Linked DNA regions of Homo sapiens: region 1 is linked to region 2. A link is an interaction called in ENCODE POLR2A ChIA-PET data of the cell type or tissue named here. Cell type or tissue: PC-3. All regions are shown on one strand. Each heading gives the region's core, and the rest is flanking DNA. Links, peaks and the distances in the headings are about the cores only.

Region 1 (5,381 bases), core at 141-5,140, 1.1 Mb after region 2:
GAAATCTCTATAGCTCAAAAGGGAAGGGCATTGTCACGTTCCCAGCATGTGACACATTATACACAAAGCGGGTGACCATAGAGGCAGAGATTGATAATCGTTGCCCAATATCTATCCTCTTCTTTATTTGGAGCTAGAACCTCCCCCACCCCCCAGGTTTTAGCTGGGCACATGGTTTTCCATCTAGTGACATTCCTCAGCCTCCTGAGGGTAGTGTGGCTATGTGAAATATGTTTGGCAGATGGGAGGCAGTGGAAACGATGTGTGCAGCTTCTAGGTGACATCCTTAAGTGGAAGCTGCTTGGCTTCTTCCTCTAGCCCTTTCCCATGGGTGGGAATGTGACTGTGGGGGTGAGCCTACTCTGACCATGCAGACAAGGACAACACCCCTGGGTATGGCTGAAGGAGCCTGGAACCTCAGATCTCCTGCATCACAGTCACCTTATTCTGGACTTGTGTGTAAGATAGAAATAAACTTCTATCTTGTTTGAGCCGCTGTATTTTTTATTTTCTATATTATAGCAGCTTAGCCTGTACCTTAACTAATAGAATCAACTAATGAGTTTATAAGGTAGGCTTGCTCCTGATTAAAAAAAATAGGGCAAAACAAATTTTTGTAGGTGTTATAGAATCATATTTCAGATGCACTAAAATAGAACTAAGAGAATTCTATTGTAAGTTCTTTAGTAAAAGAATGGGGCAACTCCTAATATCTCTTAGGGAAATTCTGGATTTTCATTTATCAAGTTTCTGTAAAGCTATATGTTTATTCTGATCTTCCTTAACAAGCGTTTCTAGAAGGGGATGCAGAGAGTGTCGGTTGTAATTTTTAAACCAGCCCATAAGCTCATCCTTCACTTTCAGAAGGATTCGGTTTGTTGTCCTTTCTCCCCACCAGCTGAGGATGAGGTTAGCAGGACATGCTCTTGAATCAGGTAAAAGTCAGATAATCAACCATGATGATTACATTGATTAATCCTTCAATTTTTTCATTCAGAGTAATCAGTATTTACAATCATTTAACTTTAGTTAAAATGCACTACTTACTCGGTATCTCTACGCTTTGGGTCACACTGGAATTTCACTTAGATTGGCCAAAAGTGGGAGAGTTGGTTTGACCAGAGCAACTAAAAGTTTAATTGGGTAACCTGGAAAATTGCCTTTAATTCTTTTTCTTTTGCCCCCTGCTACTGCACAACAGAAAGAAAAATATTTAATTAATGAAGGTGAAGTTCTCCACATGGAATAATCATGGAAGAAGATAAGACACTGAAGTTAACCTCACCCCGTCAGAGAGCAGGGTGAGGGGACCTGTTGCCCCTGAGCCTCTCAGCAGCCCCCTTCCACCCTCAGTCTCAGATCTGGATGGCTGCCTTCCACAAGGCCCCTCTTTCTGCCCTGACTGCCCATTGGCCACAGGTAGGAAGGCAGGCTGGAGTCTCCATTAGTGTCTTTCCCAGACCAACTTAATACAAAATGTGTATTCTTATTTATAGAGAGGAGAGAGGGGGAAAAACGGATAACAGACTGTCTCTAAAAGACCCCATGGGGCCCAGAGACCTATTCTTCCAGAGAGGATAACAAATCTCACAAAAGCCTTTGGAAACACTGTTTTCCTCAAAGCCTTCACTCCCTCCCCTATCCCTCATCCTGCTGCCCATGACATCTTGCTGCCCATGACCCACACCAGCCCATGACATCGTTTTCCAGACAAGGCATCACTTGATACCCCGAGATTTGCTCATCTGCGTACCCATCCTGAAAGGAAATGGGAGGAAGGGACTAATATTTACTCACATCTTCTGTGAGCCAAACTATGGACAGGTATTTTATGGACATTTTCCCATTCAGACCTCACTACAGCCTTTGGGATAGGAGTCTCCCCAGCTTTGCAGATGAGAAACAGGCTCCAAAATTTCCCACTGCCAAACTGACAAAAAGCAGTAAAGCTAGCATCCGAATCAGCCCAGTTGGGTTCCAAAACCTACATACTTCCCACAACATGTAGCTGCTCAGAATGCCCTTTCTCTTCTTTTCTGCATGGAGAAACCCTACCCATTTATGAAGGCTCAGTCCAAATGTCACCTCTTCTAAATCTTCCTGGAATCCTCCTGAGAGGACTGTCTCTCCTTCATGCCCTTGCCATCTGTTAGGAACACCTCTTTCATGATGCTTTGGGTACCTAACCCCTCCCTAATTCCAAAAATCCTGAGGAGGCTCTTATGCTGCTTCCATAGGCTGACCCTGTGCTGAACTTCAGTGCAGAGTTTCAATTTCCCTTCTTAGTTTTTGAGCTCACTGTGGGGAAGGGATCATGTCTTAACAATCTTTTAACTCCACAGCCCATAGTGAACACAGGAGGGAGCGTGGTATAGTGTTACAAGCATGGATTTTTTTAAAGTCTGGATTAAAATCCTGGTGTTTCCACTTCCTTGCTATGAGTGATTCAGCAAATAAACCATTCCTCTTTAAGGAAATGGGGATAATAGTGACTATCTATATCATAGGATAGAGGGGAGAAATGAGATAATATTTGCAGGACACTTAGGAGAGTGCCTGACAACCTAATAGGTGCTGAAAATGACTAATATTAACGGAAAAGAAACATTCCTAAATCACAATAAACATTTGTTGGTTTGATTGTCAGCCACCCTTTCCTTTGGGGTTCTCCCTGCTTCCATTTTATGTGGCCCATGTTTGCTTGTTAATTAAAGAAACTCTCTTCACTCCAGACACACCCAGAGACTCAAGTCTGGCCAATCTCAGAACCCAATTAGCTGGAAACAGTGATTGGTCCAAGGCTGGGCATGGGACTCAGGCAGATCCAATCAGAATCCTTCCTGCATTTGATATCAGAAAATTGGGAGAGGGATGCTCTTTCTCGTTGCTAGGGTTGCTAGCCATGTTGTCTGCAAATATAAAGTAGAAATAAGGATGGGTGGATGGAAAGAGAAGGAGACTGGAAGAACTGAATCCCCAATTCCAGCTCTGCAGCTCTGCATTCCATTCTGTGAGTTTTTCTCCTGCCTTCTCACTCTGTGAGCAAATAAAATAATAATAGGTAATATTTATTATATACTTATTGTATGTAGACACTGTTCTGAGAGCTTCATATGTATTAAATAATTTAATATTTACAACAAACTTATGAAAAAGGTATTATTAACATAATTATTCCCATTTTACAGATTAAGAAACCGAGGCACAGAGTGGTTACATTAACCTGCTGAAGATCACGCAGTAAAATGGCAGAGCGTGGATTTGTACCCAATCGGGCTCTAGAGCCCACAGGCTTAACCACCGCACTATATTGCCTTGCAAACTCAAGCAAATTTAAGTCTGGTTTTTCTCTCTTGCAACGGAAAGATACCCTCTCTCCTCTACTTACCTGCAGAAGTCTCAGCTCCCAGCGGTTTCTCTTCTTCTGGCCAGCCTCCGCTCTCTGATCCATGAAAAGAAAACTCTTCCAGGCTGGAAAGAGACTGCAGCTCCTTCGGGGGTGTTCTGCACGGCGTGCTGTTGGTGCTGATGACTGCGGACACGCGGAGCGGCACAGATACCGCAAAGGGCTCGGAGATGTTCAGCGCCTTGCGCTGGTTACGCGGCGAGGGCTCCATCTGGAAGAGGCTGCTGGTGAAGACGGATTTGCTAGGGCTGTCGTTCGAAGTGTAGAACATACCCAACATCTTTGGGGCTGTTTGCTCGCTCTCCGGATCCTCAACAGGCCGGAAAACCTTCAGCTGTTCCGGTGGGGGCCGGGCCTGAGCGCCCTGGAGATGGCTGCGATCACTGCTCACATCAAAGCCACCCTCAGCCCCGGGAGGCATCCCCTCCTGGCCCCATTCGCCCTCCTGCTTGGTGAGGTCACATGAGCTGCCGGTGCCGGTGGAGTGCATCTTTGTTGCTGGAATGAAAAATCCACCGGTGGTAACTGTTCGATTGAAATTTCCCTTGGTTTCTTTTCCTAGTAAAAAGGAACAAGTGTATGGTCAGCAGCCGGGGCACACATACAATAGCAGGCCTTCCAGTAAGGGCAGGCACACGACATTTGAATACTAGAGAGGCACAGCATTCTAACAGGGGCATAACCGCCCAGATAAAGACAGGTAACATCTGGATGACAAAAGAGAAAGCACTTCCTCATATGCACAGAATTTCAGCATGATGCTTTGGTAGGTTCATTTGCTGTTGTGCCATACAGATCACTTTTAAACTTTGCAGGTAGAGCAGTTTTCAAAAAAAGATTACTGCTAAAGTTGCTAAACAGAGCCATCATCTACTAGGCATTAAATGTAGACCATGAAAAAATAAAGAGACAGATGGGAGGCGGTAGGATGATGTTTGCTCAAAATGAAGAAGACAAAAAGGAAAAATAAACAGAATCTTGTCTTATTTTAGAACTTTAAAACTTTTTGTTTTAAGTTTTCTCTGGCAGATGGACCCAGACAGGGGGGTTTGATTTCCCAGCAAGGAAACAAATGCTATTAACAACTAGACCTTCCCCACCTTTTCTCAGGCTTCTTCCTGTTGATTCAGAGGATGAGAAACTAGAAATGTAAATTAACTAACTGTTAGAAAGCACAGTTGTGAGGAGTGAATTTTTTTTTTTTTTTTTGAGATGGAGTACAGCTCTGTCGCCCAGGCTGGAGTGCAGTGTCGTGATCTCGGCTCACTGCAACCTCCACCTCCCGGGTTGAAGTGATTCTCCTGCCTCAACCTCCTGAGTAGCTGGGATTACAGGCACCTGCCACCGCGCCCGGCTAATTTTTGTATTTTTAGTAGAGAGGAGATCTCACCATGTTGGCCAGGCTGGTCTTGAACTCCTGACCTCAGGTGATCTGCCTGCCTCGGCCTCCCAAAGTGCTGGGATGACAGGCATGAGCCACTATGCCCAGACCAAGTTCTTGACTTAGAAATAAAGGCAAGGAAGAGAAAAGCCTACGTGGGAAGTAAATAAGCTTGGAGATGATACGCGAGTTGCCAGGAATCTAGAAAATAATTTCTAACTTGGTACTAAGCACTAAACTGGGCATCTTACATAACTGTATGCTTAAAATTCTTATGACCACCCTGTAAGGAAGTGTAATGATCTTTAACACATGAGGACATCGAGACTCAGCAGTTAGATGACCTAATACTCACATGCCATGTATATAAAAACCTATATGTTGAAATATTAACTCCTGCAAAACTGGGCAATAACTGCCAAGAAGTTTCCAAACCAAAGCAAATAGATGAATATAAAAGTAAGAAAATGCTGAAAGTATCGAGTTAACTTAAGAAGATCTCACTGAGTGTTATACAGGTTTAGAATTATTATTATTTTTTTTTTGAGACAGGCTGGAGTGCAGTGGCGCAATCTCAGCTCACTGCAATCTCTG
Region 2 (5,381 bases), core at 326-5,325:
TTGAGATGGAGTCTCGCTCTGTGGTCCAGGCTGGAGTGCAATGGCACGTTCTCTGCTCACTGCAACCTCCACCTCCCGGGTTCGAGCAATTCTCCCGCCTCAGCCTTCCGAGTAGCTGGGACTACAGGCGCCTGTCACCATGCCCGGCTAATTTTTGTATTTTTAGTAGAGATGGAGATTTTACCATGTTGGCCAGGCTAGTCTGGAACTCCTGACCTCAGGTGATCTGCCCACCTCGGCCTCCTAAAGTGCTGGGATTATAGGCATGTGCCACCGCGCCCAGCCAGGAAATAGATTTTCAATTAGTTGGGCCTGGCTCTTTTCCCTCCTTCTTTTTCCTTCTGCCAGGAGTCCCCATTGGCTGAATACAACTGGAAACCGGAAGTCAAGTTGGGCTAGCCTCCATACACACAAAGTAAGATTGAAAAGGCTAGTCTCTGCCAGAGGGGACCTGGAGGAGCATAGGGAAGCTATCTAGCACAGGATTGTTGCTGCAATGTTTAGGAAAAAAGACACCACCATCTGAGCTTAAATCACAGCTTGTGATAAACTGTGTGCTGTATGACTTTGTGGAAGCCACCTGGCTGCTCTAAGCCATGACAATGTCTTATTCTGTTAAAATGAGGGAAATAATATCTCTGTGAGATTCACAGAGTTATTGTGAGGATAAGGTCAGTATGTGTAACATTTAGCCCAGTGCCTGGCACACAGTAAGTGCTAGATACCTGGTAAATTACTTTCCCTCCTCCATAAAACCTATTCCCTGCTTGCCTTTTTTAAACCAAGCCTAGATATCGACTTTCTTTTTCAGTGTTAGCATGCATTAGAGAAATCCTCTTATTTCTACAAGCCCTGGGCAAGTTTCAGGATCATTTCTATATCAGATATAGCACAGTAATAATTGCCTTAAGTCAGGATATTACTTAGGCAGAAAGCGTTTATTTTTTAATTCTTCAGAAATGCTGCACATACTGCAGGGACTAATTTGACTCTTAGCAAATAATTCAGCATAAATTGCCACTTATGTACCAGAAGCCACATTTTATTTCCTAGGACATCTAGACATTAGACATCAGCTGTGCCCTATATGTTTGTTTCAGGTAATGCGATTCCCCCAGCATGCAGAAAATTTTCACTGCTTTGCCATTTGGGGAAGCTCAAAAGATTTACTATAAGTCAGTTGCTCGTTCCAAGGATTAGAGCATTTTTACTTGTAAAACTGCACACCAATTTACAATGTCATTTCCAAGTTCTGATGGAAAGTCTCTAATGTATTTCTCTTCTCATTTAATGTTTTTATCCATTATCCTCTAGGCTGGAATATTTTCTGTTATCCTATTCACCCAGAGTAATTCCAAAACAATGGAGGCAAGGCCTCTAGAGGCATCTGGACCGTGTCCAGGATGCAGGCTTTCTCTGTGGTGCTCTGATGACAAGGGGAAAAAATCAAGGACGTTGAGCGCAGTTTTGAAAAAGGCTCACAAAATGATCATAATGCTTAAATGTGTATCCACTTTCTACTTTACTAAGTAACTTCATAGCCATTATGTCAACTGAGGTGGGACAGGAAAAATTACCTGCTTGCTCTTAACAGATGAGTAAACCAGTTCTACAAGATGTTAAGTAGTTTGCCCAGGGCCTTCCAATAATTTGGGTTGGCAAAGGATGAGAATATAGGTCTTGAAATTATTCTAAAGTGCTTATCCAGGAATGAAAAAGTAAACTTACTAAATTGACATCCTAGAGTCACTTGCTGACTGCCTGTTGTCTGTAAAAGAATAAAATAAAGACTACCTACCAGAGCTTTAACATCAAAAAAGAAAGCAGAGCACCTGTAGTCCCAGATACTTGAGAGGATCACATGAGCCAGGAGTTGGAGGCTGCAGTGAGCAGTGACCACAACACAGCATTTCAGCCTGGGTGACAGAGCAAGACCCTGTCATCAGTTAAAAAACAAAAACAAAACAAAACAAAAAAATCACTGACTAGTTTGCTGAGGGGGAAAGTCAGAATTTTGTAAATGCTGTAGAAGTGGAGGGGATTCAAGGTGGTTATGCTAATTAAGCCCTGAAAACTAATGTTCTGAAGAGGACAGACCCAGACCATAAGTCTTACATGACTGGTTAAAACAAGACCCATTGCTCTTCGGATGGGGGAATCTTCAGTTAGGCCCAGTGAGGGTCTCTGTGAGGGCAGGTGGGTCACTAAAAGTTGACATTCCTTTATCAGCTTCAGCAGGTTGCAATAGTTAAGCACAGGATTCACTTTTGACATCTTCACAAACTCTCAAACTTCTCAAACGTTCATCAGAATCCCCTGGAGGGTTTCCTGGGCCCAACCCGAGAGTTTCTAATTCAGCAGGTCTGGAGTAAAACCTCAGAATCTGCAGTTTTGTCAAGCACCCAAATGGTGCTTTGCAGCTGGTTCAGGGTCCATGCTTTGAGAACCACTATCCTAGACACATGATGCTCTAAATAGAGTTTTAATTTGATACCAACCTCCTCTTTAGGATCTAACTACTAAATGACTCCCTCACACCCAGGAAGGACAGTGATTTCTCCTCATAATAGCCTTCATATCCACTTATGGAAGACTTGGCTTTTCTTGCAACAGTAGCTCTCGGAGCACGGAACTATTGTATGGGGGAGTAGGGAAGGCATAAAGAAATTGCTAATAGGATCTAAAGTCAACGCAACTTCATACATTTATCCGTTCATTTCCCTTCCTTGGGAGGAATCAGTACTGAATGACTTGATTTGCCTTTTTAAAAAATAGCATCATATCCATTGATTCAATCTCATTACATTTAGAATTTGCTTCTATTGCCTTACCCTCCCAGATCAATAACCATATTTTTCCGTGCTCATAACTTTCTCCTATCTTATTTTTGTCAGTTTACAATCTGCTCTATTTTTTACTATGACTCAGCTTTACAGTTCTCCACACTGAGAATTCTCCTAGTAAAAATCCAGCGTTCTTCACTTAGACCCTCTTTGCTCCTTTTCTGAGCGCATATCCCTCACTGCCTCATATTAGTTATTTGTGTGCCTGCTTGTGTCTTCCAGTGGATTGGTGTCTATGAGGAGAAGGAGCTTACTGTGAGGTGTTGTTTTCTTCCCAACACCAGTCCAGGCCCTGCTCATAATAGACAATAAACATTGGTTTTGGTCTCTTGGCAGTTTTGAATCAGATATGCCTCAGCTGATTATTTTTAAAATTTTTATTTAGAATCTCATAAGTAAAATTCATATTTTTTGACTTGTAGTTCTGAGTCATGACAAACACATAGTGATGTAATCAAACCACAATTAAGACTTGAAACAGCTCCATTATTCCCTGCATACATGCTGCCCTTTTGTGGTTAAAAACAAAAACAAAACAAAAAAAACTCCCCTTTCCCTGAGTTCCTGGAAACCACTGATCAGTTCTCTGTCCCTGTAGTTTATCCTTTCCTTAATGTCATGTAATAGGAATCCTATAGTATGTATCCACTGGCTTGTTTCACTTAGAAAAATGCATTTGAGAGTCATTTATTTTGGTGCATATACAATAGTTCATTCTTTATTGCTGAATAGTGTTCCACTGAATGGATACACAATCTGTTTATACATTCGCCAGTTGTAAGACGTTCGGGTTGTTGCCAGTTTGGGGCATTTATGAGTAAAGCTTTTATAAATATTCACTTGTAGGTTTCTGTGTGAACATAAATTTTCATTTGTATTGGATAAACACCTACGGGTGTGATTGCTGAGTGATACTGTAAGTGTATGTTTAACTAAGAAACTGCCAACGTTTTCTAAGAATACAATATGACTGTATCATTTGATCTTTTTATCAGCAATATGAGTTCCAGTTACTCCACATCATCCCCATAAGCTCTTGGAATTATCAGTTTGTTTCATTCTGTTTTGTTTTGCTTTGTTTTGCTTTAGTCATCCTAATAAGTGTACAGTGTTATCTCATTATGGTTTTAATTTGCATTTTCCTAATAAATAGTGATGTTGAGCATCTTTCCATGTATTTTTTTTTTTTTTGCCATCATGTATTAACTTCTTGTTTTTGGGGGGTTTTTTTGTTTTTGTTTTTGTTTTTGTTTGTTTTTGAGACAGAGTTTCCCTCTGTCACCCAGGCTGGAGTGCAGTGGCATGATCTCGGCTCACAGCAACCTCTGCCTCCTGGATTCAAGCAGTTCTCCTGCCTCAACCTCCTGAGTAGCTGGGATTACAGGCGCCCCCCACCACACCCGGCTAATTTGTGTATTTTTGGTAGAGACGGGGTTTCACCATGTTGGCCAGGCTGGTCTCGAACTCCTGACCTCAAGTGATCTGCCCACCTTGGTCTCCCAAAGTGTTGGGACAACAGGCATAAGCCACCGTGCCCGGCTGTATTACCTTCTTTGACAAAGTATCTGTTCAAACCTTTTCCTCATTTTTTTATTGGGTTGTTTTCTTACTGTTGAGTTTTTTGAAAGTTCTTTATATATTTTTGAATAAAAGGCCTTTGTCATATATGTGATATGCAAATAGTTTCTCCCAATGTGTAGCTTTTCATTCATTCTCTTAGTGATGTCCATGCAATGTAAAACTAAGTTTTAATGAAGTCCCCATTTATCAATTTTTTTTTCTTTTAGGGATTATACTTTTGCTGTTCTAAGAACTCTGTCTAGCTCCAGTTCACAAAGATTTTCTCCTGTTTTCTTCTAAAAGTTTTATAGTTTTACATTTATATTTAGTTACACGACCCATTTTGAGTTAATTTTTATATAAAGCTTGGGATATAGTTTGTGGTTCACTTTTATGCATATGGACATCCAATTGTTCCTGCACCATTTGTTACAAAGACTGTCCCTTCTCCTTTAAATTTAATTTGCACTTTGTCAAAATTCAATTGACCATATTTGAGTGTCTATTTCTGGATTCTCTATTCTGTTCCCCTGATCTCTCTGCCTATCTTTTGCCAATACCACACAGTCTTGATTCCTATAGCTTTTTAGTAAGTCTTGAAACCAGGTGATATGAATCCTCCAACCATGTTATTATTTTTCAAAATTCTTTTGACTATTCTAATTCCTTTGTCTTTCCATATAAATTTTAGAACCAGCTTGTGAATATCTACAAAAAAATAGTACCTTCAGCTGATTCTGTTTTTTTTTTGTTTGTTTTTTGTTTTTTGTTTTTGAGACAGAGTCTCACTCTGTCACCCAGGCTGGTGTACTGTGGCACGATCTCGGCTCACCACAACCTCCGCCTCCCGGGTTCAAGCAATTCTCCTTCCTCAGCCTCCTGAGTAGCTGAGATTACAGGCACCTGCCACCATGCCCAGCTAATTTCTGTATTTTTAGTAGAGACAAGGTTTCACCATGTTGGCCAGGCTGGTCTTGA

What was found. ChIA-PET counts read pairs that join two places held together with the same protein. Peaks named below come from ENCODE experiments on the same cell type or tissue, not always from the same donor. Only the 100,000 strongest peaks of a DNase experiment are listed, where the experiment ranks them.
Region 1: POLR2A ChIA-PET joins it to region 2 with 5 read pairs; 1 of 35 experiments calls an interaction of 5 or more read pairs at or near these places.

Annotation. Positions count from the first base shown.
Region 1 is chr3:119,400,405-119,405,785 of GRCh38, reverse strand. ARHGAP31 (Rho GTPase activating protein 31) reads right to left here. Exons shown (of 12, transcript NM_020754.4): 10 at 3,389-3,964. LOC124906273 (a long non-coding RNA gene) reads left to right here. Exons shown (of 2, transcript XR_007096027.1): 1 at 1-1,419; 2 at 3,189-5,381. Among named protein-coding and RNA genes, the nearest start is that of TMEM39A, 61 kb to the left of the region's middle. In PC-3, for the core only: a CTCF peak has its summit at 2,306; no DNase peak of the experiment used is centred there; H3K27ac peaks cover 725 bases.
Region 2 is chr3:120,522,705-120,528,085 of GRCh38, reverse strand. No RefSeq gene overlaps it. Among named protein-coding and RNA genes, the nearest start is that of NDUFB4, 71 kb to the left of the region's middle. In PC-3, for the core only: no CTCF peak of the experiment used is centred there; a DNase peak (open chromatin) is centred at 3,345; H3K4me3 peaks cover 585 bases; H3K27ac peaks cover 331 bases.